Regions from separate parts of the Homo sapiens genome. Here region 2 is linked to region 1. A link is a loop called in an ENCODE intact Hi-C map of the cell type or tissue named here. Cell type or tissue: heart left ventricle. All regions are shown on one strand. Links, peaks and the distances in the headings refer to the core of each region. The heading gives the core; the rest is flanking DNA.

Region 1 (16,186 bases), core at 3,868-11,867:
ATCCATTCTTCTAAGTTTTTTTCAAAGTTTTTAACTTCTTTGCCATTGGTTCGAACTTCCTCCTTTAGCTCAGAGTAGTTTGACCTTCTGAAGCCTTCCTCTCCCAACTCGTCAAAGTCATTCTCCATCCAGCTTTGTTCCGTTGCTGGTGAGGAGCTGCGTTCCTTTGGAGGAGGAGAGGTGCTCTGATTTTTAGAGTTTCCGGTTTTTCTGCTCTGTTTTTTCCCCATCTTTGTGGTTTTATCTACCTTTGGTCTTTGATGATGATGATGACGTACAGATGGGTTTTTGGTGTGTATGTCCTTTCTGTTTGTTAGTTTTCCTTCTAAGAGTGAGGACCCTCAGCTGCAGGTCTGTTGGAGTTTGCTGGAGGTCCACTCCAGACCCTGTTTGCGTGGGTATCAGCAGTGGTGGCTGCAGAACAGTGGATATTGGTGAACCGCAAATGCTGCTGCCTGATCGTTCCCCTGGAAGTTTTGTCTCAGAGGAGTACCCGTCCGTGTGAAGTGTCAGTCCGCCCCTACTGGGGGGTGCCTCCCAGTTAGGCTACTCGGGGGTTAGGGAGCCACTTGAGGAGGCACTCTGCCCATTCTCAGATCTCAAGCTGTGTGCTGGGAGAACCACTACTCTCTTCAAAACTGTCAGACAGGGACATTTAAGTCTGCAGAGGTTATTGTTGTCTTTTGTTTGTCTGTGCTCTGCCCCCAGAGGTGGAGTGTACAGAGGCAGGCAGGCCTCCTTGAGCTGTGGTGGGCTCCACCCAGTTCAAGCTTCCCGGCTGCTTTGTTTACCTACTCAAGCCTGAGCAACGGCGGGCACCCCTCCCCAGCCTCGCTGCCACCTTGCACTTTGATCTCAGACTGCTGTGCTAGCAATGAGCAAGGCTCTGTGGGCGTAGGACCCTCCGAGCCATGTGCGGGATATAATCTCCTGGTGTGCCATTGGTTAAGCCAGTTGGAAAAGTGCAGTATTAGGGTGGGAGTTACCTGATTTTCCAGGTGCCATCTGTCACCCCTTTCTTTGACTAGGAAAGGGAATTCCCTGACCCCTTGCACTTCCCAGGTGAGGCAATGCCTTGCCCTGCTTTGGCTCATGCACGGTGCACTGAACCCACTGTCCTGCACCCACTGTCTGGCACTCCCCAGTGAGATGAACCTGGTATCTCAGTTGGAAATGCAGAAATCACCTGTCTTCTGCATGGCTCACGCTGGAAGCTGTATACTGGAGCTGTTCCTATTTGGCCATCTTGGCTCCACCCCCCTGTACAGAATATTTCTATTGAATTTGAGACTGTCCTTTCCTTGGCTTTATATACATTAAACAGATGTGAATCTTAAAAATATAGATAGATAGATAGATAGATAGATAGATAGATAGATAGATATGGTTTGGCTCTGTGTCCCCACCCAAATCTCATGTCGAACTATAATTCCCAGGATTGGAGGAGGGGCCTGGTGGAGGTGATTGAATCATGAGGGTGGACTTCCCCTTGCTATATTTGTGATAGAGTTCTCATGACACCTGGTTGTTTGAAAGTGTGGGGCACCTCCCTCTTCACTCTTTTGCTCTTGCTCCAGCCATGTAGGATGTGCTGGCTTCCCCTTCCCCTTCTGCCATGACTGTAATTTTACTAAGACCTCCCTTAGCCATGCTCCCTGTATGGCCTGCAGAACTGTGAGCCAATTAAACTTCTTCTCTTTATAAATTACTCAGTCTCAGGTAGTTCTTTATAGCAATGTGAGAACAGACTAATACATATATGTTTGTTTGTAGGAGTATATGTGTGTTTATACATACATACATATGTATATCCACCTTCTTTCCAAAACACTTCCATATTTTGTGAGAGTACATAAATATGATATCAAAGTATATAAAAGTTAACAAAAAGGGGCAAGATGGACTTGGAATACTAGCCAGGGTACTTCAGAGTGACAGAACCAACAGGATATATCTGTATACAGATAGATGAGAGGGGATTTATTAGGGGAATTGTCTCACACAATTATGGAGGCTGAGAAGTCCCAGGACAGGTCAATTGCAAACTGGAGACCCTGAAATGCTGATAGTGTGGCTCAGTCCAAGTCCAGAGGCCTCAGAACCAGGGAAGCTGATGGGTGTAACTTTCATTCTGAGGCCAAAGGCCTGAGAATCCAGCGTGGCTGCTGGTATAAGTCCTGGAGTTCAAAGGCCAGGGGGCCCAGATTTCTGTTATCCAAGGCAGAGGATGAGCATATTCCAGCTCCAGGAGATAGATTGACACATTGGCCTTTTTAAAATTTTTGTTCTCTCCAGGTTCCTAGTAGATTACATGGTGCCTGCCCACATTAAAGATAGATCTTTACCTAGTCCACTCTGACCCACATGAGAATCTCCTCTGGAAAAACCCTCATAAACACACCCAAGATAATTCTTTACCATTTTTTCTAGATATTTCTTAATCCAATCAAGTTGATATCTAAAATTAACCATCACACATGATATTCAGAATGTTGATCACCTTAAGGTAGGAGAGGAAGTGAGATAGGAGGAATCATGGTCTGCTCAGTATGGGCTGCTGTCAGGGTGTCAAGGTCCTGGGTTTTGTTTAGGGTAGTGGGTACACTAGGGCTTAACACACAATTATAATAACTAACTAAACAAAACTAGCTGACTGTGTCAAAACAATGATGAGTGCATGCCATGACCCAAGATTATTATTAATTATTTCCTGGGCACCTGATATGGTTTGGATTTGTGTCCCCGCCTAGAGCTCATGTTGAATTGTAATCCTCAGTGTTGGAGGAGGGCCTGGTGGGAGGTGATTAAGTCATGGGGATGGATTACCCCTTATGTTCCTATGATGTGTGTGAGTTCTCACGAGATCTGGTTGTTTAAAACTGTGCAGTGCCTCTCCCTGCTCTCTCTCTCTCCTGCTCTGCCATGTAAGGATGTGTTGGCTTTTTCTTCGCCTTGTGCCATGATTGAAAGTTTCCTGAGGCCTCCTCAGCCATGCTACCTGTACAGCCTAAAGAACTGTGAGCCAATTAAACCTCTTTTCTTTACCCAGCCTCAGGTAATTCTTTATAGCAGTGCAAGAATGGATTAATACAGCACCTGAAATCCATAGGAAAAATAGTAAATCAAAATAAAAACTAAAGAACAATGAACAAACAAAACTCAAACTCAATTCTTGTTACTGTGAAAATGGAATTGCATAATATATATATAAACGGTGCACCATAGTGCTGGACATCTGGAGTGGGAATCTTTTTTCTGAAGAGCGTAAAATAAACCTGTCTCTTACATGTCCTTGGCCATCTTGAGGGTAACAGGGGTTCTGGTAGGAAGCCACTCATAGCAGTGCCATCAGAGTTCCACGTAAAGGCATGGGTGTGGGAACAAGACTCCTGTCCTGGAATGAGATGGAGCAGATCTGGAATCTGCAGGACAGGACCCAGGACAGGTCTAAGCAATTATCAGGAAGCAAGCCTAGGAACAGGGAGTCATGGTGAGGCAGGAATGAACACATGATAGGCACTGGAGCCTCGAGGGATTGAGTCACTTGAGTGAGGGGCACTAAAGCCAGGTAGGGTGAGCCCAGAGCACAAGCATCCAAGTGGGAAGCTGGGGCCTGAGACCTCACCTCCATTCTGCTAGGTACTACTCTGTGTTCTGTGGTGAATTCATTTCCTCTGTCCCCTTCAGTTTTTTTCCCATAGATAGAAAACATAAAATAAATATAAAATATACAAAACCATGTAATTTGTATATTTCAAAGAAAATAATATAATATAAATGAATATTATAATATGGAAATTTCCTCATTAGGTTGCCGTCAGCATTAAAAGAGTTAACGCTGGCCAGGTGCAGTGTCTCACACCTGTAATCCCAGCACTTTGGGAGGTGGAGGTGGGCAGATTACTTGAGATTTGGAGTTCGAGACCAGCCTGACCAATATGGTGAAACCCTGTCTCTACTAAAAATATAAAAATTAGCCAGCTGGTGGTGGCACACACCTGTAATCCCAGCTACTTAGTAGGCTAAGGCAGGAGAATCGCTTGAACCTGGGAGGTGGAGGTTGCAGTGAGCCGAGTTCATGCCACTGCACTCCAGCCTGAGCCACAGAGGGAGACCCTGTCTCAAAAAAGAAAAAAAAAAGAGTTAACACTTATGAAGCCCTTACATAGTGCACACACTATACAGAGGGAGTGCTGAATACATTTAAAATTCTTTTATTATTGGAATTACTATAAACTCTAAGTCGTTCTTTTATGGAATGCCCTTCCAGCAGTTTTGGATCATGTGTTTATTGGCACAGGAGAAAATGTCTAGCCCCAGATTTGACCCACTGTTAACGCTTCCCGGGGTAGCAGACTCCTCTCTGCTTTCCTAGGGTACTGTTGAGGGCAGAAAGTGAAGTGTTATTGAGACTAGTGTTCAGATCTAAGCTCTATCACTCACTTGCTCTGTGATCTCTGACAGCTTACTTCACTACTCTGAGCTTTAGCTTCTATCTTCGTGGCAAAAACAATGCAATATACTTTAAGATTTTCTGTAAAGATATTAGGTAATACAGGCAGTCTTCGCTTTGCAAGGTAATGTAAGACCATAAATCTGACTGCAAACAGTGTTAATTTAAATCAATGCAAAAGTTACGATTGTTTCATGACATATGAACATTTTTGTCAAAACATTCAAAACTTTCTTACTGTCACTTATAGATATATGAGAAAATAAAACTTAGTAAAACCAACATTATTTAGTAAACTGCACTTTAAAATATCAGAAACATGGAGAATTATGAGGTTTTATTTATTTGTTAGAAACCTGCCAAGAGCCTTTGAAAAGTGTTTGCTTTCTTTTCATCCCTTATGATACAGAGCAAGCATCTTTTCCATGCCTTGACATATAGCCATTCTCTTTGCTAAGACTGGATCAACTTCCAATGTTTTGTCCTTAGTGCTTTCCATGTTGTGAAACATCTCTGAGAGTCCTTTTAGTGGGAGATCTTTTGCCAGCCTTCCTTCCTCCAGGAAATGACGTCCTTTTTTGCCATTGATGTCAACTATCCTCTGTCCTGAGCTCCCCGACTGCACATCTGGAGTCTCTCGAAGGCTGAGTGTTCACGTTCCCTCTGTCAGCTATTTCTTCTACAACCTGATTTACATTTTATTCAATTTCACTTCCAGCATTATCACTTTCCATTTCCTTGCTGCACTTTTATCTTTGTTGGCCAATTCCCTCTTTTGATTACCAATGTTGCATATAGGAAAATAAAAAATAGTACCAAGCTCAATGGTAAAATATCATGCCAGTTTATCATGGGGGACAAGAGACAATATAACTACATGCTCTCCTGTCTGTGCATTGCAGAGTTTGTCTCCAGAACAACGACAACAACAAAAAACCCATGTGTAAATTTTCAGGCCAAACCATAGGCAATTACAAAGGCTTTACCTGGCAGACCTCAGGGGAGCGTTTTCCTCCCTACATCTGCACAGCCAGTGCTTTGCAGACACTGTAGGGAGTTTCAGTCAGGGTCTCACACCACCTGGGCAGCCATTTTCTTATGCATTTTTGCACTGCCAGCCCAGATGATTTCATTCCTATGTCTTTTTATCTAAGGTCCTCTTCAGGGGCCTCTGCTGAGGTCTCCTTATAGAGATGGGGAGGAGGCGGAAACCCTGAAGGCACTTTTCCCCATTCTAACTCACTACCCAGTATTTTTCCACTCCAAATCCTCCCTCATCTTTCCTCCTAGCCCCTGGGTCAGTAAAATTACAGGAGCCATTTGTTTGGAGATCCTTCAGCTGTGAAAATGATGCCCCAAAATGTCTATGCTGACCCTCGACTGGAACACCGTTCCACGGGAGAAAACAGAACAAAGGGGAGTCAGCACTTTTTCTGGTTCAGCCTTTTGCTTATACCATTGCAGTAAGTGATTAAAGCCTTGATTATGAATTCTGTTTTGGCTTGTTGCCTTGTATCAGCTACTCTGGCACCTGGCTACTCAGCTATGTCTCCAGCTAGACTAGCTCCTGACAAGTGTGACCTGAATAACAGGTGTTCAGGGCCAAACCACTGGCAGACTTTGCAAGAAGTGAAGTGATTGGTCACTGATCATGATGCACATCTAGTATTTATGTAGGGATGTGTGAACTGAAGAGCTAACAGTGAAGTCAAAGTCATTTTGTTGGAGGGACAGGTATTATATCAGCCATAGTAAATGGAATCTCTGCATGTCAGAATTGAGCAAAATGAGGACTGCCTTTCTGTGTACTTGCTTGATGTTAGTACCAAGCACATAGAAGGAATTCAATGCAATTTTGCTCTCTCCCTTACCCCAAATTCCTTAGGCACATCTCTGCCCATTCCATAATGAAGCCTCTGTGTCAGCCTGCATTCCAGGTGGCTAATGTTTCAGATGGACAGCCAATGAGCATTGCAGCCTTAACACAAGCATGAGCTCACCCCAGATGGAGTGTAGGGCCCCAGACGGACCTTCACAGTCAGCTCTGTTCTGTCATATACATCTATTTCCATACTCAGACATCAGTTTTAACTAGTTCAGTGTCCATCACTCACCCACACTTATGACTTCCTGACCTGGATCCCCTAAGGTGCAGTGCTATTCTGGTGACCCACAAGGGAACATCCTGGTGAGTTGGTGCCTTGATGAGAAGCTCTGTCTCCTGCACTGACACTGCACACATTCATTCCTGTTCTCCCCATGGAGATTTCAAGTGATGCACTACCTATTGTTTGATTGATTCATCGATTTCACTGAGTCATTGATTGATGTGTTCTTCTGTTCATTTTCAAATACATACTATTAATACTATTAATAGTAATTAATCAATTAATTAATTAATACTTTTAACCATCTAATATGTGTTGGGAACCATGCTTTGTAATTTACTGAAACAGATTTTGAACAGGTTTCTTTATCTTTCCATTTCTCCAAGTGTACAACAGGACAATACTAGAATCTTCCACCAGGGATGTGAGGGAGGCACAGGCCATGCATGGGATGGGCTGGGAACTGCTCCTGGCTATTAGGAGGCTCTGGAAGTGTCAGCCGTTGTTGCTGATCCTGTGGGGATCAGCCTCTGCCTGCAGGCCCCTCACATTCCGATATTCCTCAGTAAGCTCTGTTTTTGGATTCCTAGGGCAAATTGTGTTTGATGGTGTCTACAGCGAGCAGAACTGACACACAAATCTCTGAATTTGAAAGATGTTTTAAAATTGCATTTGAAGTCATCGCTGAGCATCAATATTTCACCCTGAAAGGAAACTGAAGCATTTTCTGTCTATGTTCAGAGCAAGCTAGGACATCCTTCTCTTTCACCTGACTTCTGTAACTGTGGTCCTCAGCAAGGATCAATCTCTGAGGCGAGAAAGCACAAATCATTTGCTCCAATTAAGGCAAACAGAGTGCAGGCTGCCAAGCAGGGCTCCAGAGCCTTGAAAGGGATCCTTTCAGGAGCTGCTAATCACAGCCTGCCCAGCTGCTGGCAGCTCCTCTGCAGGCGGCCCAGATCGATGCCACTCTCCAGCACTGCTAAGGAGAGAGAGCCTGGACAGCGCCTCCAGTCACCACTGCCACAGCCATCACTGCAGCAGCCAAAATGAGTTCACATTAGTCCACGGCAGTTTATTGAAGGCACAGTGCATGGACTGCATGGGAAAATGTCCACTGTCCCTAATGGGAATGTAGCTGCTGTGCAGAGGGAAGAATGTGTCCTGGGGCCACTTATTTGGTAAAGGATGGATTCCTCCCTCTCTGCCTTCATATTGTCTTCACAGACTCAGCTTTTTTCAATAGGCAAGAAAAACAGTCTGTCCAGAAAATCTTGGTGTAGAGAAATGTGTGAATGACAGGTGATATATCACAGGCTTTTCAGAATGTCAGAACAAAAGGAGATATTATTTTTGATCTTTTATTTGTATAAATTTATGGGGTACAAGGTGCAATTTTGTTACATACATAGATTGCTTGGTGGTGAAGTTAGGGCTTTTAGAGTATCCATCACCCAAACGATGTGCATTGTGCCCATTAAGTAATTTCTCATCAACCACCCACCTCCCATCACCTCACCCTTCCAAGTCTCCATTCTCCATTGTCTATTTCTTTTATTATTATTATTGTTATACTTTAAGTTCTAGGGTACATGGGCACAACATGCAGGTTTGTTACATAGGTATACATGTGCCATGTTGGTTTGCTGCACCCATTAACTCATCATTTACATTAGGTATTTCTCCTAATGCTTTCCCTCCCCCTGTCCCTTACCCCACAACAGGTCCTGGGGTGTGATGTTCCCCGCACTGTGTCCAATTGATCTCATTGTTCAATTCCCACCTGTGAGTGAGAACACGCAGTGTTTGGTTTTCTATCCTTACAATAGTTTGCTCAGAATGATGGTTTCCAGCTGGATCCATGTCCCTGCAAAGGACATAAACTCATCCTTTTTTATGGGTACATAGTATTCCATGGTGTATATGTGCCACATTTTCTTAATCCAGTCTATCATTGATGGACATTTGGGTTGGTTCCAAGTCTTTGCTATTGTGAATAGTTCTGCAATAAACATACGTGTGCATGTGTCTTTATAGTAGCATGATTTGTAATCCTTTGGCTATTTCTTAATTTTAGAGATGAGCAAATTGTGGCCAGAGAGAAGCGTCTTAAGGACTCCCTTCCCCCAAGAGCCCAGAATAGAATAAGAATGTTTATCACGGGGCAGGCTCTGCCAAAGATGTTCTATGGGAGGTGAGTTATGCTGGAAGCAGAAGCAAAGGTTTGTACTTAAAACAACAGGCAGAAAATCTTGCGTTGCACACACTAACAGAAGTTTCTTTCTTTAGGCAAATGCATATTTTGAATCTCTGAGAAAGGATTAAGTATGTATTATTTCATAAACTTAACTTTCCAAGGAATATTTTTTCCAAGAAACTCCCATTGGGAAAAACCTGATTCAGTGAAGTCACCAGGCTCAGACATTGGCTCGCACCCTGGTAAACCTTTTGCTGGTTGACCATTGTTTTACTTTTAAGGGTAAATGACTTAAGTATCTAATTTTTTTTTTTTTTTGCAAAATGAATATAAAATAACCAATTTTGAGTTGTTTTGATGAAGAACTAATTTTTAAAATGTGTAGAAAAGGAACAAAGACAATGCAATGTAAAATGGAATGATTTCACCAAATGATGCCAGAAGAACTGGACATCCACATGCAAAAAAAAAATGTATATATAGACACATACCTTATACCTTTCACAAAAATTAACTCAAAATGGGTCATTAGACCTAAATGTAACACACAAAACTATGAAACTCCTCGAAGAGAACGTAGGAGAAAATCCAAATGATCTTGGGTATGGTGATAAGTTTTTTTTCATGAATCACCAAATGTGTGATTCATGAAAGAAAAAATTGATAACTGGCATTTCTTAACACTAAAACTTCTGCTCTGTGACAGACCCTGTCAAGATAGTAAAAAGGCCACAGGCTTTGAGAAAATATTTGTAAACCATATATCTGATAAAGAACTTATATCCAAAATATTTTTAAAAGCCTCTTAAAACTCAACAATAAGAAAATAACCCATTTAAAAAAGAGACAAAAGGTCTGAACAGACACCTCAACAAAGAAGATGTACAAATGGGAAATAAGCATTTGAAAAAATAATTACCACCATATACCATTAAGTAATTGCAAATTTAACAACAATGAGATGTCACTATACACCCAGTAAATGGCTAAAATGTAAATACAACAGCAAATGCTGGTGAGGCTGTGGAGCAACAGAACCTTTCATTCATTCCTGGTACAAAGGCAAAATGGTATTGTCATTTTGGAGGATGGTTAGGCAGTTTCTTACAAAACTAAATATACTCTTATGATCTGATCCAGAAATCATGCTCTTTGGTATTAACCCAAAGGAGCTGAAAACTTACATCCACACTAAAATCTTGACAGAAGTGTCTAAACCAGCTTTCTTCATAATTGTCAAAACTTGGAAGCCATCAAAATGCCCTTCGGTAGGTGAATGGATAAAGTGTGGTGCATCCATACGAGGAAATTTTACTTAGTGCTAAAATGAAATGAGCAATCATGTAGTGGAAAAACATGGAAGAATCTTAAACGTGTATCACTAACTATAAGAATTCAAACTTAAAAGCCTGTGTACTTAAGATCAGTGCTTGCTAGGGATTCAGAAGAAGGAATGAATAGATGGAAGATAGGGAATTTTTAGGGCATTTAAACTTTTCTGTTTGATTCTGTAATGGTTGATACATGTCATTATGCATTTATCAAAACCCATAGAATCTACAACACAAATAGTGAGCCCTGGTGTACACTATGGACTTTAGTTTATAAGAATGTATCAATATTAGTCCACCAGTAGCAAATGTGCTAAAGTAATGCAATGTTAATAATAGGAAAAACTGTGGGGTGGGAGAAGAGGGAGAAGGTATATGGGAACTCTATACTTTCTACTCAATTTTTCTGCAAATCTGCTCCAAAAAATAAAGTTTATTAATTAAAACACAGAAAGGAAACAAAAAAAGATGTGTGTAAAGCATGTAATGCATTGGCAGGTATCCAGTAATGCGTTGCTCCTTGAAATGAATGAAGTAACTTCTCCCATGTCACAGATCCTGCAAGGAGTTCCCTCTGATTTTATTTCACCATATGGATGGCCAGAGTGCCGCTCTGCCTCAAGGATTCCAGGAAAAATAACAAACTAAAAGGAGTGTTAAGAGGGTGTAATCCCCTTGGAGGAAGTTCTGAAACATGGAAGAAATCAGACCTTTAGGTACGACACACTTGCCTGCTAAGTCATTTTGTGCATAGTTATTGGTTTGTCATTTCTGACTTCTTCTGAGCACATATTATGTCTACACTAGGAACTTCACTGTTAAGCCTTCCAGCATGAAAAATTTCTTTGATCTTTGGTTCATTGTAGGGCTGTGTCATTTTGACTCATATCACTGGTTTCTGACTAGTAAAAATGGTGCTGATAAAAGTGACAAATTCTGCTTTCACTTGAAATGAACTGTTTTGTCATCCAGCAGAGGACAAGTTATGGAACTTATTAAAGACCATGGGGGAGGCCCCAATTTCAATATGACACATTCAATCCATAGTTCAACTGCTCCTCTCTCGAAACAGCCCAGAGACAAGACCAAACAAATATAAAAAATGATATCTAAATATCCTAAAAAGTGCTAAAGAACAGAAAAGAGTGCCATCAATAGGCTATACATTTTGAGAATTTCTGTTAACTTTTGATTCTGTTGAGGAGCTCCCTGGGATCCAGTTGTCAAATGAGGTTCACACAAATCAGTTTCCCAGTGTTGGTCTCTGGGACTAATGTCAGGCATGCAGACAACCAGGAGGCTCAAACAAAGGCAAGAGCAGTTTGGGGCATCAAAGGAGGCTCTTCACATCCTCCCTTCCTCCTTTGGACATGCACCTCTGGACTACAATAGTAGATGAGGCCTCTAGGTGAGGTTTTCAGGATACTTTCCACAGCAGGAGGAGGATGTGAGTCATGGAACATCTCCAGATCATCTTACAGACAACTGTGTACCTATGAGACATTGTCTAGGAGCCAGGTCTCAGGTAATCTGTGTGTATTTACTCTAGGTTATCCCTTAGCTGTGTACTGGGAACATCCTGCTATGGGCATGCTGTAGATAAGTACTCTTTCCCCTTGCAAATGTTTACCCAGATTACAGTTGCCAAAGAGATTGGACTGGATGGTATGCTGTCTTCTATTCTTTCCCAAGGGCATCCTTCCCCCAGAGGGATGAGTAGATCACAGGCCAGCTGACTCCCTCGTGGTGCCTTGGGACAGAAAAATACTGATCAGGGTTGATCTTCCAGAATAAGCCAACAGTGTCCTACTAACCCACTGAGGAAATGTGGGACAAAGACCAGCTTTTTAAATAGTGGACAGAAACACCTTCAAAATCATAGCAACAAGAATGTGCCTCAGCACGATTACTCAAAAAGCAGAGATGGATATTGCTCTAGGCTTGCTTGTGTTCTCCTAAAATTCATATGTTGAATTGAATTTCATCACCCAAAGTGACGGCACTTGCAGATGGGCCTTTGGGAGCTAATTATGTTGAGATGAGGTTGTGAGGGTAGTGCCCTCATGATGAGGCTACAACCCTTATACAAAGAGTCACCAGAGAGCTTGCTTTCTCCCAATCTCCACCATGTGTGGACACAGGGAGAAGGCAGCCATCTGCAAACCAGAAAAAGCCCTTATTGGGGAACCGAATCAGCCTGTACCTTGATCTTTGACTTCCCTGCCTCCAGAACTGTGAGAAATGAAGTTCTATTGCTTAAACCAGCCAGCTTGTGGTTGTTTGTGATGGTAGCTGAAGCTGACTAGCACAAATATGAATTTTCAACCTGCAAGCAGCTCTCATACCCATATTTCACTTTTCTTGCTACATAAGGTGCGGATTTGTGGGGTGGCAGAAACATGAGCAGCACAGCCATATAGGGAAGGAAGAATACCTTGTGCAACCTCAGGCCACTATTATTAGATTCAGCTCAGAGGTTACATAGTCTAAATAGTCCCGTCTCCAAAGCAATGCCTGCTCTACTTCCCAACAATGACAACCTCTCTGGTAGCTCCACAAATCACCAGCAGGGGCTGGACACATGAGAGCTTGTAAGACAGTGACCAGGGTGCAACACTAGGGTCTCTGAAAGCCCTGCATGTGGAGATGGGACTCTGGCCTAGTGGGTTGTTGAGAGGATGAGCACCCTGTGGGGACTGTGATGCCAGACTATGTAGAAGAGGAACCTGAGGTGGCCAGCAGCGAGAGGGGTTCTGATCAAACCAGACCTCTATATGCATTTACACAAGAAAAGAATCCCTCATCACTTTAGGAGAATCAACAACTTAGAAGAAGCAAGCTAGACTGATCAAATGGAAAGAAACTATCCAAAAGTAGTAAAAAACAGTTATTACTCTCAGTGAGATTTATAGAGTGTGGCACCCAGATAACAAGAACAAGCAGCTATGAAGAATGAAAATAACTAGAATGTTGAAAGCAAGAAAGAATTCTTGTTATTCCAACTTGTGATTAGTAAAATTAGAAAAACCATGGAGTTTAATGAACTTTGCAGAAAAATGAAATAATGATTTAGGACAGTTTTTGGTAAACCTCAGCCTGTGAATGAAACTCAGGGGTACTTTTTGTATATCCCTTAAGTGTATGTGGATAAATGTAATATATTGGGCATGGTGTCCATTTGAAAGGAGCTCCAAAGTGAGAGAACAGAGGATACAGAAAGGAAGCAATAAAGCAAAAAATAAAAAAATAAAAAAATGCCTACTAAAGAAATGTAGATGAGTTCATGTCAGAAGGGCTCATTTAAGGACGATTGGAATATATTGAAGGGAATCACATACATAGATATGTCATACATCAGGAGAATTCCAGAATTTTAAAATTAAAAGAAAATCCCACAAGTTTCTAATTCAAAAGAAAAATATGTCACCAAGTAACATGAAAAAAGTCAGTATCTCCAGCCTTATCATCCTTAGCACCAAATGCCTTAGGGCAACAGATCAATACTCAAATTTCTAAAGAAAGCTGGATTTTAATCCTAAAATTTCATATCCATCCAAGTTATTATTCACTAGTGACATCAGAAGAAAATATTTTAGGATTAGCAAGAACTCAAAAACTATTAGCTGCCATTTACAATTTCTGAAATTAATTACTCAAGCAAGTACTCCAAAGAACTGATGGAAGAATTATGATAACATGTTCAAGAAAAGTGGAAAGTGATGTATACAAAACACACTGGTGGTCAATGAAGAAGTTGATAAGAGTAAATGATTCGGGGCGTAACTGCTTAAAGGTGGCAGAGTGAAGACAGTGAGGAAAGCCCTTGGTGGCCATGTTTTCCTGCCCAGCAGGCTTGCTGCCATGTGTCTTCTCTGGGTTGCCTCATGGGGATGGGGGAAATTAGAGTGTTTCCAGGAGGTTGGCCCTGGATTCTGACTGCTTTCTGTCTTTCTTGAGGAAATGGCCCATGTCTCACCTTCCATCCCGCTGTCGGCCGGTGCCATAAGAGCAAAGAAAGCTGCTTTGCTAGTGTTTGGCTGCTTCTTGGAGTTTCCCGCTCATCTTTTTGTGGGATGAAGATGCCTACTGAGTGACAAAGACACTCTGCTGATAGCGCATTATTAATAATTCCAACCATGACTCCTCTCAATTGATCTCCTGTCCGCAACTTCCTTAATTATAACTTTTACTAGGTAAGGTTCTCAGAGAAAGCAAAAGGGAACAGTTTTCACTTGCACTGGTCAATGTCATGTTGGCAGAAGTGATTTATTATGAAAATTTCCAATGGAAATGTCCCCTGCTGTGCAATGCATCACCCCAAGCTAGCATGAAACTCTGCAGTTAAAAAAAAATCTGTTGTAAGAGGTCTGACTGGCTCCCCCTGGGTAAATGAGATGAATTGGTGCTTCAGTCATAAGACTGGGGTTCCGATTTGGAGTCAACAGTTTCCCATCAAGGGCTTGGTGTATGTCAGTCATTAGCTATATACATTTGCTTACATGAGCTTATTTAGGCTTCTAAAGAACTGCATGATGTAAATTTTACTACTTTCATTTTATCACTCAAACCATAAAGGCATGGCATGGGGAGTGTTACTCCCCTCCTTTACCTTCCCCCACTGTAATTTTCCCAGGACCACATACCTTCAAACACTGGTGAAGATAAGATTTAGATACTGGTCTGAATTCTATTCTAACATATGGATGTAGCCTTAGGCAGCAACATGGAATTTCTTTTCCCCAGATTCTTGTCAGGGAACATAATCTCAAACTCTTTGCCATGTATTTTCCACGTAGGGGTACATGTCCATATTCACAGATGATGGTTTGAAGACTCTCAGTTTGCCCATTCCTCTAGCTACCCCCATTTGACTGTTGGATTAAGTCAGACCACAAGGGGGTGGCATGCTTGGGAAATGGTGAACTGGGCCCTCTGCCAAACTAGACTGTCTTACTTGCATTTTTGGTTTGTGTCATAATGGTATCATTGTGTATAATTTACTTACTGAAAGGCATGGAACTTGCTGCTATATTTCCAGTTGGAAAATTGTGGAAGGTGTTGTTTGCTACATCACACAGGATTCCATTTATGAGTTTCCAGCAGGCAGTTGGAGGATTGGGTCTAGAAGCTGGCAGTGTGTAGAGATGGGGAAGAGTGCACTCAGAAATACTTGGGGTTGGGGTGTATCTTTACAATTGTTAAGGAACAGGAGGTGGTGCCAAGTGGAGTTGAGGTCTTGAAGAAAAGTGGATACTGGAGAGAAATCAGGGAATGCAACCAGTCACAGATGAAAATATAAAGACTGGGCACTGAAATTGATGCAAGGTTGAAGTGAATACAAATGCATGGGTCTTTAAGTCTGAAAGCCTGAATTCAACTCAAGGGACTTGAATTTTCTGAGCATCGGTTTTCCTCCTATAATATGGGGATAGAACACCAACATACAGGATAGTTTTGAGGATTAAATGAGAGTATTCATGCAAAGTACCTGAAATAATGATTATGACATAGCCAAAGCTAAAAAACATAAGGAAAAGAAATCATAGGCACTATCACACCCATGTGTCTGGGTACCAGAGCAGAAAATCTAAATGTATGCCTGCCTTTGAAGAGTCTCCTTCTACCTTTCTTTCTCTCTGGACTGGGGCACCTATATGGTCTGAAATGTAGTAGGGTCAGAAAATGGCTCTAGGTGCAGCAAGAAGGGTGGCAGGACCAACCACTCATACACACCATCTCTGCTTGTTGTTCCACTGCACCTTACTCGTTTCCCTCACATGAGGTCATTTCGGGAGAGCAACCACAGAACTCCACTGCTCATATTCTGAAGTACACAAGCGTGGGAGAAATGGCTGTATGGGGTAAAATACTGAAATTGGAAAAGAAATATTTGTCTTCCCATGGGAGGTAGCCCCTGGCACTGGTAACACACATTTAGTGTGTTTTCTTCCTCCAATTACTTCCTCTCCTTGGATTCTCTCTACTGTTTATGCTTTTCTTCTTACTTAATTCTTTTATTCTCACTTAATTCTTCTTACTTCATAAGCTGGTACAGGTACAATGACATTCATTTAAATAATTAAATTCCTCTTCTATG
Region 2 (16,186 bases), core at 3,858-11,857, 64 kb before region 1:
GTTATTTAAACAGTTGTTCATTTGATTACAGTGAAAAAACATTTACAAAGATATAATCATATTGATTAACTTTGAGCAAGTTTGAAATCTGATCCTAGTGCCTTTTTGGTTTCTTTTTCTTTGAACACACATGTGTAAAAACTACAGGAACATTTATAGACTCACAAATTTCCCGGAGTTTGACAAATCTTCAGTACCAAATCACAGAAGTCATCTGCTTGAGTCAAGTATATGGATTCTATTTATTCTTCTCAGCCAGAATGGAAACTTTCTATTTCATAAATTTTTTTAGGAAAGGAAAAAAGTTATTCCCTAACTATGCATCCCAAAAGCTTACTTCTTCTAAATCTATCCTCCCATCAAAACTAATCTGACGGTTTTGATCCCCTGAGTAAAAGCTGTCAGTGGTTCCCCAGAAGCTACCTGTTGTTAAATTCTTTTAATGCTGTGGTAAGTTGGATGATTGGCCCCTGTTCTTCACCCCTCACTGTATCATACCCTCTGCCTCTTTGCTGCGGTATTCCTACCACAAAAGCAAAGTGTACTCACTCACCCCTTGACACTGGGCTGTGCCTTGTGACTTGATTTGGCCGTTGGGTTAACAGCTGACTTGGCACAAGCAGGGGCTTCCCTTGTGCTTGTGCAGTTGGGAGAGCTCCCTCATCCTTCTGCCACTGCCATGGGAAGGACATTCTGCAGTAGCAGCTGGTCCTGCATGAAGGTTGAAGGACACATGGAGGAGAGTCATCCTGGCTTATCCACTAATATGCAAACAAGACATAATTACTGAGTTTTGTGTGCCAGTGACATTTGAGATTGTTTGCTATGCAGTGACCTTAGACTGTTAGAAATTCTTTGCAGCACTTTCCAGGGTCTTGTCTCTTCTGATCCTTTGCTTCCCCTCTCCCCACTGGTGATTTTTCCGCAGTGACTCCCACAGGCTGGTGGCTCCTGAGCATGCCTCATCAGCTCATGTTGTTTCCCTGCCAGCCTGCATTCCTGCTGTGATTTTCCTGAGCCTTGAGTCCCCCTACTCCTTTCAGAGAAGATGATAACCACAGGGCTTAGGGGATTGGCTTTGCGTGTCAAATGGCCCTTCACGGTAGACACAGACCTAAGCTTCGGGCACATAACTGCTCCAACCTCAGTGCTCTTATCTGGAAAATATGGGCAATAATATCTCATAGGGTTTTTATGAAGATTATGTGTATTTAAATCACTGGTTGCTCTAGTTTAACGTGCTTAATAAGATTTGCGAATGTTAAGTGTTTTTACGTAAGATCCATGTAAAGGTCATCTTATCTTGACAATTACTTCTTCCGTTTTCCACTTTCCTGTATCCTTTCTCTCCAAATGTAGAAATCTTTGTACTGCATTGGGATTGGTGTGAGACCTTAAACACCGTAAGGCAGGAATATATTTCTTATTCTATGCTGGTTGGCACAGAGTAGGGGTTATGTCTTTCTTGTATTGAATTGAACTTTGCACTTGGATTATTGTCTCCTGGGGGGCCCTACCAGCAGATCGAAATTTCCTAGAGCAAATTCCATTACTTGTGTTCCATTTCAAGCCTCCCTCCCTCCTTACCTCTGACTGTGCATTCTGTTTACTTCTTATAACCAGGAACATTAATCATTTTTGTATGTTTTCCTCCAATGGGACATGATGGACATGATTATTCATATGCAGGAGTAAACAAACCCAGCTTGTTTCCTTCTGGGAACCAATAAACATAGAAGCTATTAATTTAGACTGGAGAACAGGAGTTTAAAAAGCTTTTCCCTTTTTAATGATGCATTCCCTGTAATTCTATAGTATTACATTCGGGAAGTAACATGAGAGTTTTCTTGTGGCTAATTTAACACCTGTTCTTGTATGGACAGGTCTTTGAATTTATTTTTAAATGCTGTTTTTTTTTTTTTTTTTTTTTTGCTTTTATACCATCAGTGCATTTGTCTTATTGCATTTCTACTGAAGAAAAGATAAGATTAAATATCTTTCACAAGAATTAAACAAAACCAAATTAAATGTAAGTTCTAGGTAGTGCTGTATCATTTAAACACTTTCATGAATACTGGATTGAGAACTGAATGAGCATCATCATTGATACACATAGTACTTCTGACAATTTTTGCAATCTTTTGGTACCTGTTTCTCTGTACAAATTATGAAGAAACAATTGAATTTTTTATAGCTTTTTGACATCTCAGAAGCGAATAGGTTTTAGGGATTTAAATTTCTGCGGAAGGAAGCATGGTGTATACAGTAGGAAAGAGTCCCCATTTAAAAGCCAAAGAAAAGTGCACCTGGGGAATTTGCTCATTAATTGTGTGAGAAAAATGTAAAAACATCTCCTCTGAGCCTTTTCTCAACCACAAGATGGAAATAATAATATGCTCGTCACAAACTGATTGTGGGACTAAATATAAAATTTTCTAAACATATCGGGTTCCTTCATTTGAATATTTGTTTGTTGAGAAACATGATAGAACTTACTTATCTGTGACTGGAGGGACAGATGCACCTGGGATTGCTGCCTTCAGCTTAGGTCAAATTGTGTCCGGAATTGGTGGGTTCTTGGTCTCAAGTGCTGGGTTCTTGGTCTCACTGACTTCAAGAATGAAGCCGCCAACCCTCGCGGTGAGTGTTACAGTTCTTAAAGGTGGCGTGTCCGGAGTTTGTTCCTTCTGATGTTCGGATGTGTTCCGAGTTTCTTCCTTCTGGTGGGTTTGTGGTCTGGCTGGCTCAGGAGTGAAGCTGCAGACCTTCACGGTGAGTGTTACAGCTCATAAAGGCAGTGTGGACCCAAAGAGTGACAGCGGCAAGACTTTTTGCAAAGAGCGAAAGAACAAAGCTTCCACAGTGCGGAAGGGGATCCGAGGGGGTTGCCACTGCTAGCTCGGGCAGCCTGCTTTTATTCTCTTATCTGGCCCCACCCTCATCCTGCTGATTGGTCCATTTTACAGAGAGCCGAGTGGTCTGTTTTGACAGGGCACTGATTGGTGCGTTTACAATCCCTGAGCTGGACACAAAGGTTCTCCACATCCCCACTACAGTAGCTAGATACAGAGTGTCCACACAAAGGTTCTCCAAGTCCCCACCAGAGTAGCTAGATACAGAGTGTCCACACAAAGGTTCTCCAAGTCCCCACCAGAGTAGCTAGATACAGTGTGGATTTGTGCATTCACAAACCCTGAGCTAGACACAGGGTGCTGATTGGTGTGTTCACAAACCTTGAGCTAGATACATAGTGCCCATTGGTGTATTTACAATCCCTTAGCTAGACATAAAGGTTCTCCAAGTCCCCACCAGACTCAGGAGCCCAGCTGGCTTCACCCAGTGGATCCCACACTGGGGCTGCAGGTGGAGCTGCCTGCCAGTCCCGCGCTGTGCACCCGCACTCCTCAGCCCTTGGGTGGGTGGTCGATGGGACTGGGCACCGTGGAGCAGGGGGCGGCACTCATTGGGGAGGCTGGGGCAGCACAGGAGCCCACGGAGGGTGGGGGAGGCTCAGGCATGGTGGGCTGCAGGTCCTGAGCCCTGCCCCGCGGGAAGGCAGCTAAGGCCCAGCGAGACATCTAGCGCAGTGCTGGTCGGCCAGCACTGCTGGGGGACCCAGCACACCCTCTGCAGCCACTGGCCCGGTTGCTAAGCCCCTCATTGCCTGGGGCCGGCAGAGCTGGCCGGCCGCTCCAAGTGCGGGCCCGTGGAGCCCACAGCCACCCAGAACTCATGCTGGCCCGCAAGCCCCACCCGCAGCCCCGGTTCCCGCCAGCACCTCTCCCTCCACACCTACCCACAAGCTGAGGGAGCCAGCTCTGGCCGCGGCCAGCCCAGGAAGGGGCTCCCACAGTGCAGCGGCAGGCTGAAGGGCTCCTCAAGTGCCATCAAAGTGGGAGCCCAGGCAGAGGAGGCACCTAGAGCGAGCGAGGGCTGTGAGGGCTGCCAGCACGCTGTCACCTCTCAAAATTAAATATTTTTCATTCACTATGTTACCTTGAGGAAGTCACTTAACTTTGTAACCTCAGGTTGGTCAGCTATAAAGAAAGTCAGTTATAAAACAAACTTTAAAGAGTTGAGTAGGAAATACGTCAGATGGTATAATTATCAATTAAATTAATAGCATTCCTTTTTTTGCACAGCTTTATTTAGATACAATTTATACACTGTAAAGTTCACCTGTGTAAAGTGTATGATACTATTGATACAAAATTGTGAAATCATCACCATAATCTAATTTTAGAACATTTTCATTACTCGGTAAAAGTATTTTATTTTTCTTCTAGCAAAGCATTGAATACCAGTTTGTCCACATCCTTGCTAACCCTTGTTTTTCTGTTTATCTACTTTAGTCATTCTAGTAGGGATGAGGTGCGATCTCATTGAGGCTTTGATTTGCATCATCTCAATGTCTAATGAGGATGAATATCTTTTTAGGTGCTTATTGGCCATTTGTATATCTTTTGGAGAAATGTCTATTCAAACACTTGTCTTCTTAATTCAACATTTGTCATCCTGCCCTGCCTTTTTCATACGCTGTTAAATGGCATTTATCACAGGTTACTAAAATTCCCTGACTCTAGTTTAACTGTGGCTTGGTGAAATAGAGTAGGGTTTGGAAGTTAGGCACATATATTCTTGATTCTATGTTGTTTGCAAATCACCTGACATTTTCTGAGCCTCAGTTTCTTTTTCTGTAAACATAAATAATAATACTTTTCTTACAAAGAGAATGATTAGATGAGATAATGTATGTAAAGGGGATACACACACACACACACACACACACACACACCCACACACACATATGCACAAGGCCCTGAACATAGAAGGAGATAAATAAATGGTTGTTCATTTTTCTTTCTCTTTCTTACTTGGGCCATGGGGTATAAATATAGAAAAAAAAAATCATAACAATTATTGGGCAACTTTCAGTTTCCCTTCTGTTCTGTTGAAACTTAGGAGTGCTTCATAGCACCCCACCAGTCTGGCACTGGGTAAACTCCAGGACAGTGCGGGACATTAATTGTAGGGCTGGAATCAAGAGAACACAATGGAGCGACAGGGCAGATCTATCCCAGACACCTCCAGGTTCAGGATGGAAAGGTGTGTAGTGTAGTCAGTGTTCTTGGTTGTAAATTGAAACAGAAAATACATGTATTCAGTAGGTATTGGGAGTTTTCAGGGTCCTCTTGAGGTGTTGTGGTCCAGGCTGGGAGAATGGCCAGGACTAGAACCCGGGAAGTCAGGCAGCTGAGGTAGTGCCTGGCTGGGATGGCACCACTGGCATGACCACACCATTTATGCTCTGCAGCCACTCCCTAGAATCTCCACCTGCCCTGGGCCTCTGCCTCACTCCCCTACCCCTGTGTTCATAGTCTTGGCTATGTCTGGAGTGAGATGGTGACTGGGCCCAGGTTACCTCCCATCTCCTGGCTGCTTAATGTGGGAGGGATGATCTGCTCTCTGATGGCTTCCTTAGGAAAAGGTGGGGAACTGCCTCTGCCAAGGGCAAACAATGAGAGGCTCCTCAGACAAGAAAAGGGTTCATTTCCTAGGAGTCCCCTAATGACAAATAACTAGTGAAGGATCCTAGGTTTTTGGTCTGTTTGTCAGGTGGGCAGGTGAAGAAATGAGTGAATGATTATATCCCCCTACAGATACTTGCAAAAGTGAATATTCGCTATGTAAGGCAATCAAGGTATTTGGCTTCCTTAGACTTGTACATCTAATAGCATACACCTGACATGTTTATATTCTTTTTACTTTGTCATGGCTTTTCTTTTCTTAGGGTCCACTGAAAAGAGAAATTTCAGTGACTAAGAGAAGCGACTTCCAATTCCCTCATTTGTGTAGGTTCTGGTTTTCCAGGAGATAGTGCACTAACAGGTTGGTATCAGAGCCTTCCCCAGGCTACATCCCCACCTCTCCTGCCATCATCTCCTGCCTGGCTGCCTGTCTCTCATCCTGTGCTTTCTGTCTTCAATAGAGTGGCCAGAATGACCTGCCAGCCCATTGCTCCAAAGGCCACGCTATGGGCTCTGCCCCCACCATCCCTTTCCCCACTTCTCCCTGGCTAATGTCAACTTAATTATCCAGGACCCAGCTCAGACATCACCTCCTGCTTTCTCCTAACTCTAGTTGCTTATCCATGTGTCTATTATAGCTACTTAATTGCTTGTGTGTGTAGATTCTCTTCTCTTAGATTACAAATTCCACAAAGGCTGAAAATAACTCATCAGCACTTGCTCTTAGTCTCACTCCTGCCACCAATCATCCAGCAGAGGATGTGATTCACAACACATATTCAATCCGGGAATACCGAACACGGTATTTCATTACTGTCAAGGAAGGCCTTAGAAACCCTGGGGCCGCCCAGGTCCAATTGTGTAGACTTCTACTTGTTCTCCCCAGGGATGGAAGCTGTCCCGAGGTCTCTCACCAACTTGTTCACTCTCACAATCCATTTTAGACTCCATAAGCAACAGATTAATTTGGCAGCCCAAAGACAATTTCCCACCAATGAGTCTTCTAATTCTTCCTTTCTGCTTTCATGTAAACATTTGCAGTTGCTGACACAACTTCTACTTAGCATTTATTTCTCTTTTTACCAAATTAGGCTACTTATTGCCTCATTTGCATATAAGACTCACTACTTGAGAAGTGTTCACAAATCACAATAATTAATACTTACTTGCACTCGATATTACCTATCTACAAGGCAATTTAAATTTATTAACTAAGTCAGCTAATTGGTAAACAAGTATAAACCATTGCCACGGTTATAGAGAGTAGGAAATTGAGATGTGGAGGCACTAAGTGATTTATTTAAGCCATTCAGCAAATGAACTGCAGAGAGGGAGTTTGCATTAGTCTGTTGTTGGCTCTCAGCCCCATATCTAGACAACTGGCACAGCCCAAGCCACACAAGCAACAGGGGGCAATTAGTTATTCAAATCAGGTAATTACAGACATAAATACTCATTGTCTCATGCCATGTCTGCTGGCCTGAGAAGGCCCATTTAGAGCCAGGTCTTGAAGGACTATGTTAACAAACTCAGCAGGACTTTGTGGCTCAACATCAATAGGAGAATAGACTATTAAGTTAGTGACTCTTGTCTACCACTGCGTTGCGTGAGGAATATCTGTGCTCTCAAATTCAGTATTGTCCTTAGTGAACTTCTCTTGTCATTTTTATACCAAATGATTTATCTCTTTGAGAAAAATAAGCAAATTCATCATGTAATTGGTAATTCAAATAAAACATTTTTTAAGATCTTCCTTTGTGGGCATTTGGGAAAAAGGTAAAGAAGACTCAGGTTCCTTCCTTATGAGAATTATCAAAAAGTGCTGCTGTGTTCCAGGTGTTTTTGCATGTGTGAAAATCTCTTATTTTCCTAGGAGAGCTCTGGGGGTTGCTACTTTTCTTATTTATAAATAGAGTCCAGAACAGATAAGCACATCTGCCCAGAATCAAAGGTAGAAATGAATTCTTGAAAATTTAGGCTTAGGTTTGTGTGATTTCAGATCTCATATATATTATAAGGTATATCAGGAATACAGGAAAGTGCACAGATCAAAAGTGATACATTTTCACCGACTGAAAACACTTAAGTAACCAACATCAGATTAAATCTTCCTAACAATGAAAGTTATAGTTTCAGGCACTTGTTAGGAGATAGTCCACTCTTCTAGAGATCACACACTTTTACTCACAGTTGTAAAGTGAAAGTGAGGACATACAGGCCAAGGAAATGACAAAGCCAACATTTGCTGCAGTAGAGCCTTGTGTGTGCACCTCTGGCTTGGTCTGAGCTGGGGTCACATGCTACCTTCACTTTCCTCTTCCACTGCTCCACACTGTTGGAGGCTCCCAGCTGCACTCAGGAGGTAACTAAGGCTTGGGGCACATTCTAATCTTCTTGAGTTCTCCAGAAAGCCAGCTACTTACTTATCCATGATGGACACAGGGGAAGAAATTACCCTGCATTTAGGAGATTTGGACATTGTTTGTTGGTAAAATACTTTCTGCTATGTCGTGGCCGCTTGTCAAGACCCAAGGCTACAAGAGCATAGACAAGGCATTAGGAGACATAGAAGGTAAAGAAAAAGAAAAACAGAGAAACTCTAAAATACAGAAAGTCTCTTCAGACATATTCATTCTACTATCTAGAGGCTGTGGGGTTCAATCAGCATGAAACACCACCTTTGCTGTAGCTGGTTTTTAATGCAGACAGTGGTGTGAAATATAGGGACATGACGCATAGTGCCTATTCTGTGATCAGCCCTCTCTGGGCTTCAGTCTCCACAAAACCTACAGTTTTGGATAAGATAATTTCTTCCCTGACTTTCAGCCCTAACGTGATCGTGTCTTGTTTAGTGAGGATGCACTGTAACAGGAATGTGGAGGATGGCAAAGACCCCTGATATAGCAGGGTCAAGAACATGGATTCTGGGGCCACTCATGCCTGTGCACAGATCCTGCCTCCAGAACTTCCTGGCCGTGCATTGTGAAGCAAATTGTTTAGACTTTCTGCGCATATCTTTTTTCATTTGTAACATAAGGACAGCAATAATAACTTCCGTAAAATATTTCTGTGGGAATTAAAAGAACTAACAAATCAGTCAGAGCAATGTCTGGCGTCTAACAAGCCCTCTCTAACAGTCTGAATTAGTGCTGGGCTCATGGATCATGTTCTCTAAGTCACCTGAGGGCAGGATTGGGACATTGTGGTTCACTGCCGGGCTCCTAGGACTTGGCATGGTGTCAGTACTTGGCAGGCACTAGTTGAATGGCTGAATCATTTTTTTAAGGAATGATATGTAGACCAGGGCTTCGTGCTAGGGCTCTGTTAACATTTCTACCATGACCCCATTGTCATCTTTGTTTATTCCTTTGAGCAGAATTTTATAGTTTTTTTTTTTATGTCTCTTATCCTAACATAGGAGAAACCCTAGATTGCTGTTCTCCAATGAAATGCAGGCATGACCTCTTGGTAAGTAGAATCCTGAACATCTGATCTAATTTCTTAGCCATATGTGGGTAGCTCTATGCTCCCTTGCTCTATCTGGCATCTGTGAATGAGAATGCCTTCCCATATTACACTGTAGAAAAGGAGGAGGGCAGGTGGTTGGTGTGAGAAATGAGAGAATAAGCGGCTGTTAAGAAGGGGTTGCACTGACCAGTGGGGAAGGAAGGAGTGTTTTGTAGCTCTGAGCATCTCTTTGCAACATTTGCTTTTGGTGTGGAGGTCACATCTGTGGCTCTAAAAAGGATGCTGGGGGTTGGATTAAAAGTGGAGACTGGGAGGGGCTTTTCAGTACTCCTGACTGTGGGCTGTTCTGGTCTTAGTGAGACCTGGAGTGAATCTGATGGGTGTTCTGGGAATAAAGTCAAAAACATAAAGTCTAGAAAGCAATCAAATTTAAATAAAATTATGACCACCCAGAAATAAATATAAGGAGTTAAATATGACTCTCAGTGAGAACATCAGACCACTTCATCTCTCACAGTGGAGAGCAGATCATCTCCTTTGATATTTCCTTTGCAGATTAATTTTTTGTTATTAAGAAGATAAATAGTACACAATCAACACTTCAATCTGGATAACATTGAAGGCAGCCGATTAATTTAAAATGAGAGAACTGCTCTCAGATGAACTTACCCTGCAAGAAGAGACTCATGTATCATGAAGAGAGAATCAGATTAAAATGGGCAAGGTTTGTAATAAAACTAAAATATCAGATGTCTGGGAATTTAGCCAGGAAGATGCTCCTAGCTTCAGTTTTTCCTGAGGAGAAAATACAATTATCGGGTATCCTGTAGTAGGTGTTTCTGTTAGGTAGGGCCCTATTCATTGATGAGAATGGTAGTTTTTCAAATAGAGATGTATTTGTATTTATTTGTGAAGTTTTAAAATTCATTATCTTGTGTGTACATGTAGCATGTTTGCTAGTTTTTTGCGGGACTATTTACATAGTGCAGGCTTGATAGGGCTAAATAAAACATTCTAAAAGTGTGTGAGATGATAACTAACACTGTATTGACCAATCACAGTCAGGACTAATATTACAGGTACCATCTTCTATATTTGAGGGATTAGGTATTGGTGTTTTATTTTTTATTTTATTTTAAGAAAACAACTAAAGAGAACAGGTATTACTCATATAAAACAGTCACATTGATAGACTGAATATTCATTATAAGGTGACAATCTCTCTATGGAATGTGTTGACAGGATATGCTATAATCTAAAAGCTCATGTTTATTCTCCTCTTCACTAATAATAATGTATCCACCATTCCAAAGATGAACACCTCTAATTTGTTTATGTGTTCCTTTGTCTACACCACCCACACATGGCATTTTATTTATTTATTTATATATATATCATCCAGGCTGGAGTGCGGTGGCGCAACCTTGGCTCATTGCAACCTCCACCTCCCAGGCTCAAGCGATTTTTGTGCCTCAGCCTCCCAAGTAGCTGGAACTAGAGATGTGTGCCACCATGCCTGGCTAAATTTTGTAGTTTTAGTAGACAGGGTTTCACCATGTGAGCCAGGCTAGTCTGAACTTCTGGTCTCAAGCAATCCACCCACCTTGGGCCTCCCAAAGTGCTGGAATTACAGATGTGAGCCATTCATTTTGTATAAGTATAATCATACTGTAAAGAGCCTTTTATATCAAAACATACCCATTTAAATTAAATCATTAGTAAATTCCATAATACTATGCATTTGGAATGCCTTTTTGGTAGGAAGTAATGAAGTGAGTAATAAAACATAGTGTAATTAAGGTTTCCTCTGTTATGGGACTTTTCCCCTTAAGTATTCTCTTTTACAATGCAGTGTCATCTCACCAGTGGCAAGTCTAGTTTTGTAGATGGGTTTACTTTGGAACCAGTCAGAAGTCGTTCGTACTCATATCTGGCATATAAAGAGGCTTGTGGTTTTTTTCCCCCCACAACTTAAGCAAATTCTTTAAACATTACAGGGCAGTCAGATGGGTGGCCTTCTCTGGAAGCACAGTCACTGGTCATCTAGCAGCAGACCTGCCGTGGAACTTTCTCCAGGTGTCCACTGGGATGACACTGAGTGAGAAGGATGTAGCATCAGAATAAAAGTGATAGAACCAGGAAATGTTGAAAGAGGAGACTTGACCGGTGAGGGAATATAGAGGAAGTTGTATTTTCCTTCATCAAATTGATGCCATTCCCGTCACTGTGTATGCCAGTCACGTGTTCTTAGGTGGGAAGACCCACCAGCCATTTAGGAGAGACGCCACCTAACCTAGACCAATCAGGTAATATGGGCCCCAGCCTTAGTGATGGGTCAGGAGAAGGGTTCGTGTCTTGAGATGATCCACGCACAGTGAAGTTGAACATGTTTTTATAATAGCTATGAGAAGAGACATATAGTTTCCCCCAGATGTGAAGCTTGAAGCCCTGTTACTACTGATAGCCTCTGTCTTGGGACAAAGGCAGCACATGTGGGTGGCAGGAGGAATTGCAGGGAAACAGCTGGAGCTCTTATGGCCTCCAGCAGACAGGGCAGGAAGCCTGCAGACCTCCAGACTGCTCAATCACTCAGCCGATAAAGCTCCCTTCTGATCTAAGATAGTTGTTACTTTTTTGTTTCTTCCGATTGAAAAGATTGTAGTGATACAGAAATGCTAGGTCATGCTGGCCTAAGGAGGAGAGATTATCTGAAGAAAAATAATGGTAAGGAGAGAGAGTCACCAGGATGGAAAAGACCAGCGAGCAGAAGTCACAGAAAAACAGACGGGATCTATATGTGAAAGGGAAGCGAAAATGGTGAGAATACTCTGTGGGGCTGGTTTTGCTGTCCCTTGTAAATAACTGAAGTTCAGACCAGTTAATTTTTGAATCCAATGTAAAGCATTGATTAAGTGATGAAGGCAGGAACTGAGCCCAGATCTGGCCAATTCCATGCTTTTTCTACTAAACATTTGCCTCGTTACCATTCACAGACAGCCCAGTGCCCAGCTGTAAGGGAAGATGTAGATGCTACTTCTGCAATAGGTGGGTTTACAAATTAGATATTCTGGAAGGACACGCTCTTTCACAGCCAACATTCAATGTGCGTAACCAGAAACAAAGAAAGTTGAAATTCAGCTGTTTAGGGGACTGGTTCAGGTGGGCATTGGGAACTTTGTACATGTGTGCAAACATGGGTGTATAAACACCTTCCTAAGGATGACTGTAAGGCACAAGCATTAGACCTAAGGCAGCACAGAGTTGATAAATACTTCAGTGGGGGAAGAAGTCCCAGGATTTTGTATTCTTCTATCATTGAATATTCTAGAGCTGGGTGGACTCCTTTACATCAACCATTCAGTGGGACAGAATATTTTGGATATTGATTTAATTCTGGAAATAGATGATAGCATGTCATCTGCAGCCCCAGCATCTGGGCAGCAGGTGTTCTGTAAAGTGCTTGCCAAGTGAAGACACAAGGGAATTCTTGTGAGAAAATCATTCACTCTGCTGACTTCCACCTGTAGCGGGGTTCACTCTAGGGACTAAAAGTCAAATGCATTTTTCCAGGAAAAAAGAACTTTATTGCATGTTTCTGTTGTACTATCATTTTTGACATACAATCCTTGATTTAGATGGACTCATTATGGAGGATTGAGAAATTTCAGTTGGTGGGTTATTCATGAGTCAAGGATCACAGAGACATATGGATGGTGACTGAATTCTGTAGGGGTTCAGCTACATAAACTTGAGTTATTTGTATGTATGATTAAAGGGAAGGAAAAGGAACCAAGAGTAATTTAGCATTTTTAGTGTGCCAGTCACAGTGCAAGAGGATTTATAACCATTACCTCATTTTGTCCTCACAATAATCTCATGAAGAAAGCAATGTCGCTGCCATTTTCTAGACAAGGAAAACGGGCTTTTGAGAGGACAAATAACACAGCTGAAGAAACGACATGTTGGATTTAATCCCATGTTTCTGGTTTCAAAGCTACTGCTTATCCCTCTTATGTTAGAGAAATCTAAGGTTTATGTCTGGTTCCTGAGATTCCAAAACCTGTACTCTTTGGTTAAGAAATTGAAATAAAAATATACAATAGAAGAGAATGATGCACTAATATGATACTGCACTTTGGTTAAGTGGAGTTTATATTATTGTTAAAATATTCGTAATACTAAACCCTTAACATTTAAAAAATCCATCCCAATTTAGCATGAATAAATTAGACCATAGTTTTGAGTACAAAACATAATTACAAATTAATTACAAAAAATTAGAATGAAGCTGAGAATTATAACTAGTATAAAAGTCTTTCAGTATTTAATTGTCCATTTGTAAAACAGAGGAAATTTACCTACATTTGAAATGACTTAAAGACCTAGTATATTACCTTGGATATTACTGACTGGTAGTAGGTTTTCAAGTATATTGAACATTTTTAACATCTAAATGGTGATTTGGTTTAATTGCAAGATATTAAGCTAAAACAAAAAGTTGGAGATGGGTCACACAAACTAAAGTTGTGCTAGTATTAAAAGGAAACACAAAACAATCATTTTAGCAATGCTTTTTAATTCTTTTCTCCCTTCTCCTTCTCCTTCTCCTTCTCCTCCTCCTCCTCCTCGTCCTCCTCCTCCTTCTTCTTCTTCTTCCTCCTCTACTTCTTCCTCTTCTTCCTCTACTTCTTCCTCTTCTTCTTCTTTCTTCTTCTTTTGTAAGTACTATGTCTTCTGACTAAAGTTTAGAAAATTCAGGTAAGAAAATCTCTAAAATGAAAATCACCAATAGTCAGAGCTCTTAACAATAACAAAACATATGAATGATTTTAGTGATAATATTTATGGAAACCTACCTATCGTTGACTCCCACACTTAGTGGTGCATGCTGTTCCCTCTTATCATCCCCACGGTGGAACCCTGGCAGCAGGTGACTTCCCCCGCCCTCCGCTCCTGCACTTGGTGTTGCTGTCAGAGGCTGCTGCTCCTCTGGGGATGCGTCGCCGCAGCGCTGCCAGCTCCTTCCTTAGCTCCTCAGACAGAGCTGAGCATGGAGGGTGTCAGGCTGGGGTCCTCATCACCGCGCTCCGCCCCCCAGGGACCCGTGTTGTATGGATTTATATTTGAAGGGGAAATCACTCAATTCCGTGCCTCTTAGATTCTGAACCACAGTTGAGAAACAGGCTTGGGAGCTAGGCAGGAATGAAAACATCAAAATTACTAGTCAAAGGGTAGTGATGATGAGGAGGTTTGGCCGAACGACTGGACTTTCTTTGATGAAATCACAGGCAGCCCAAGTTGAGAACCACGAGCCCTGCTAACACACCATGCCCTCTGGGCCTGCCCAGCTTCCTCTCCTGCTTAACGTGGAGCCAGGAGTGAGGAGAAGAGCACTGCTGTTGCTATACAGGAGAAAAGGAGGGCCGTGCACACCCTCAGCATCCTGTAAGTAAAGACATTCGACAGCGGGCACTGAAATTTTAATTTAGCATAGTGCTGCTTCGAGAGAAAGGTAGTGTAGCGCTGCTTTTAAAAAGCAGTAGAAAAGGCCCCACAAGTCATCATGAAAACCCGCGGAAGGCTTGCCAGGTGGAAAGTGCTCGGCTCTCTTGACTGCAGCAGCTCCCAGGGCTCGGCTGCCTACTGGAGTGACCTGAGTCGTGTTGGAAACAATGGATGACTGGGCTCCCCTCCAGATGTTCTGATTGAATTTATGTCGGACATCAGTGATATTTTAGCTGTTTGAACAATTCTCCCCAGGTGATTCCAATGTGTGGCTAAGGTTGAAAAAATCCAAAAGGACCTTCAAAATTATACCAATTTTATCTATTTAAAGTCTACAAAAAATCACGCAAAATCATGTGGCCCCCACGAAGGCAACAAGCATTGGATAGGAGCACGGAGAAGCAATGACCCTCCATGGTGGCTGGCAGTGATTTTCAGGGCCTTCCACTAACCAGCCTACAAGGCCCCTCCTGCTGCCCTTTGGGGAAAGACCTTTACTTCTAACTTGAGTCAGAAACAGACTCAACCACAATGAGGACAAAACATGCCTATTATGGGAGCAGCAGAGGATAATCGCTGACCATGACATTTGTTAAATAACACCCTTCCTGGGACTGTACTTAATTAGTAGAAGATATTTAAGTTGCACAGCAGCAGAAATCAAAACCTCCTTCACAATTCTATAGATAAGACGGAACAGGATTTATGTCGAATATTTAAGCCAAAGAACAGATCCCTGATGTAAGTGAGGCTCAAAGCAGTATGGACTAACACAGAGCAAAATCACTGTTGACACAGAAGCTTTGAAAAGAGGAAAATTCAAGAATTCAGACTGGGGCAATAATGGAGGCTAAGAGGGAAACCCGAGTTTTACCCCCAAATCCATCCAGGATGAAAGGCTTTTTCATTGTTCCCTGACCCTAGTTATGTTCTTTGGAACTCTTGGGTCTAATGACAAGTACTTCTCCCTGCTATAAGCCATTCCTTTCTCAGCCAGAGCAACTCTGCTTTTCATTATTCCACATATGAGGGTTTTGAATCAGATTTTTTGTTTGTTTGTTTGTTTAGGGAAAAATGTGTCTGGTGCTTTAAAAAAGCAGCTGGGAAGCCACTAGCTTAAGGGTAAATATATATTACTCCTATTCCAGAGTGGGTCCAATGATTGAAAACAAATCCTTTACTTGTCACCTTGTACCAAATTACAAGGGACATGAACTGCCATGGTTATTGCTCTAGACACGAGAATAGGCTGTGGGAGCCCCACCCTGAGTGCAGGACTTCAAGGGCCAAACAAGTTGGGTGATGCCCCCCACCAAAGAAAAACCTTCAACCTATGTAGTTCTTTCTAGCCTAGTAGGCTTCCTGCTGCACAACAACATATTTTTATGACTCATATTGAATCCACATTCAAACATTGTTTAGTATGCTAATCATCTAGGCACCAAAATAATAGAGGAAAGTGTTAATGTAAGCATGTTAGTTCACATCATATAGCTAAAATAATTGAAATGCAAGTGTGAGCCCCTCACATCCACAGAAGGTCATGCAAGTCAAATGAACTTGTTTATGTATACAATTAAAGACAGATGTTTGCAGCTGTTTTTTGCATATTATTTTTATAGTGACAAATTATAATTGTATTTATTTATGGGGTACAAAGTGATGTTATGATGTATGTACCCAGT

The links. A loop is a pair of places that touch in the nucleus more often than their neighbours do. Peaks named below come from ENCODE experiments on the same cell type or tissue, not always from the same donor. Only the 100,000 strongest peaks of a DNase experiment are listed, where the experiment ranks them.
Region 2: it touches region 1 in a loop (4-fold over the local background); 3 of 110 quality-filtered maps call a loop at or near these places.

Annotation. Positions count from the first base shown.
Region 1 is chr7:49,634,813-49,650,998 of GRCh38, reverse strand. No RefSeq gene overlaps it. Among named protein-coding and RNA genes, the nearest start is that of VWC2, 130 kb to the left of the region's middle. In heart left ventricle, for the core only: no CTCF peak of the experiment used is centred there; a DNase peak (open chromatin) is centred at 7,538.
Region 2 is chr7:49,698,853-49,715,038 of GRCh38, reverse strand. No RefSeq gene overlaps it. Among named protein-coding and RNA genes, the nearest start is that of VWC2, 67 kb to the left of the region's middle. In heart left ventricle, for the core only: no CTCF peak of the experiment used is centred there; no DNase peak of the experiment used is centred there; H3K27ac peaks cover 233 bases.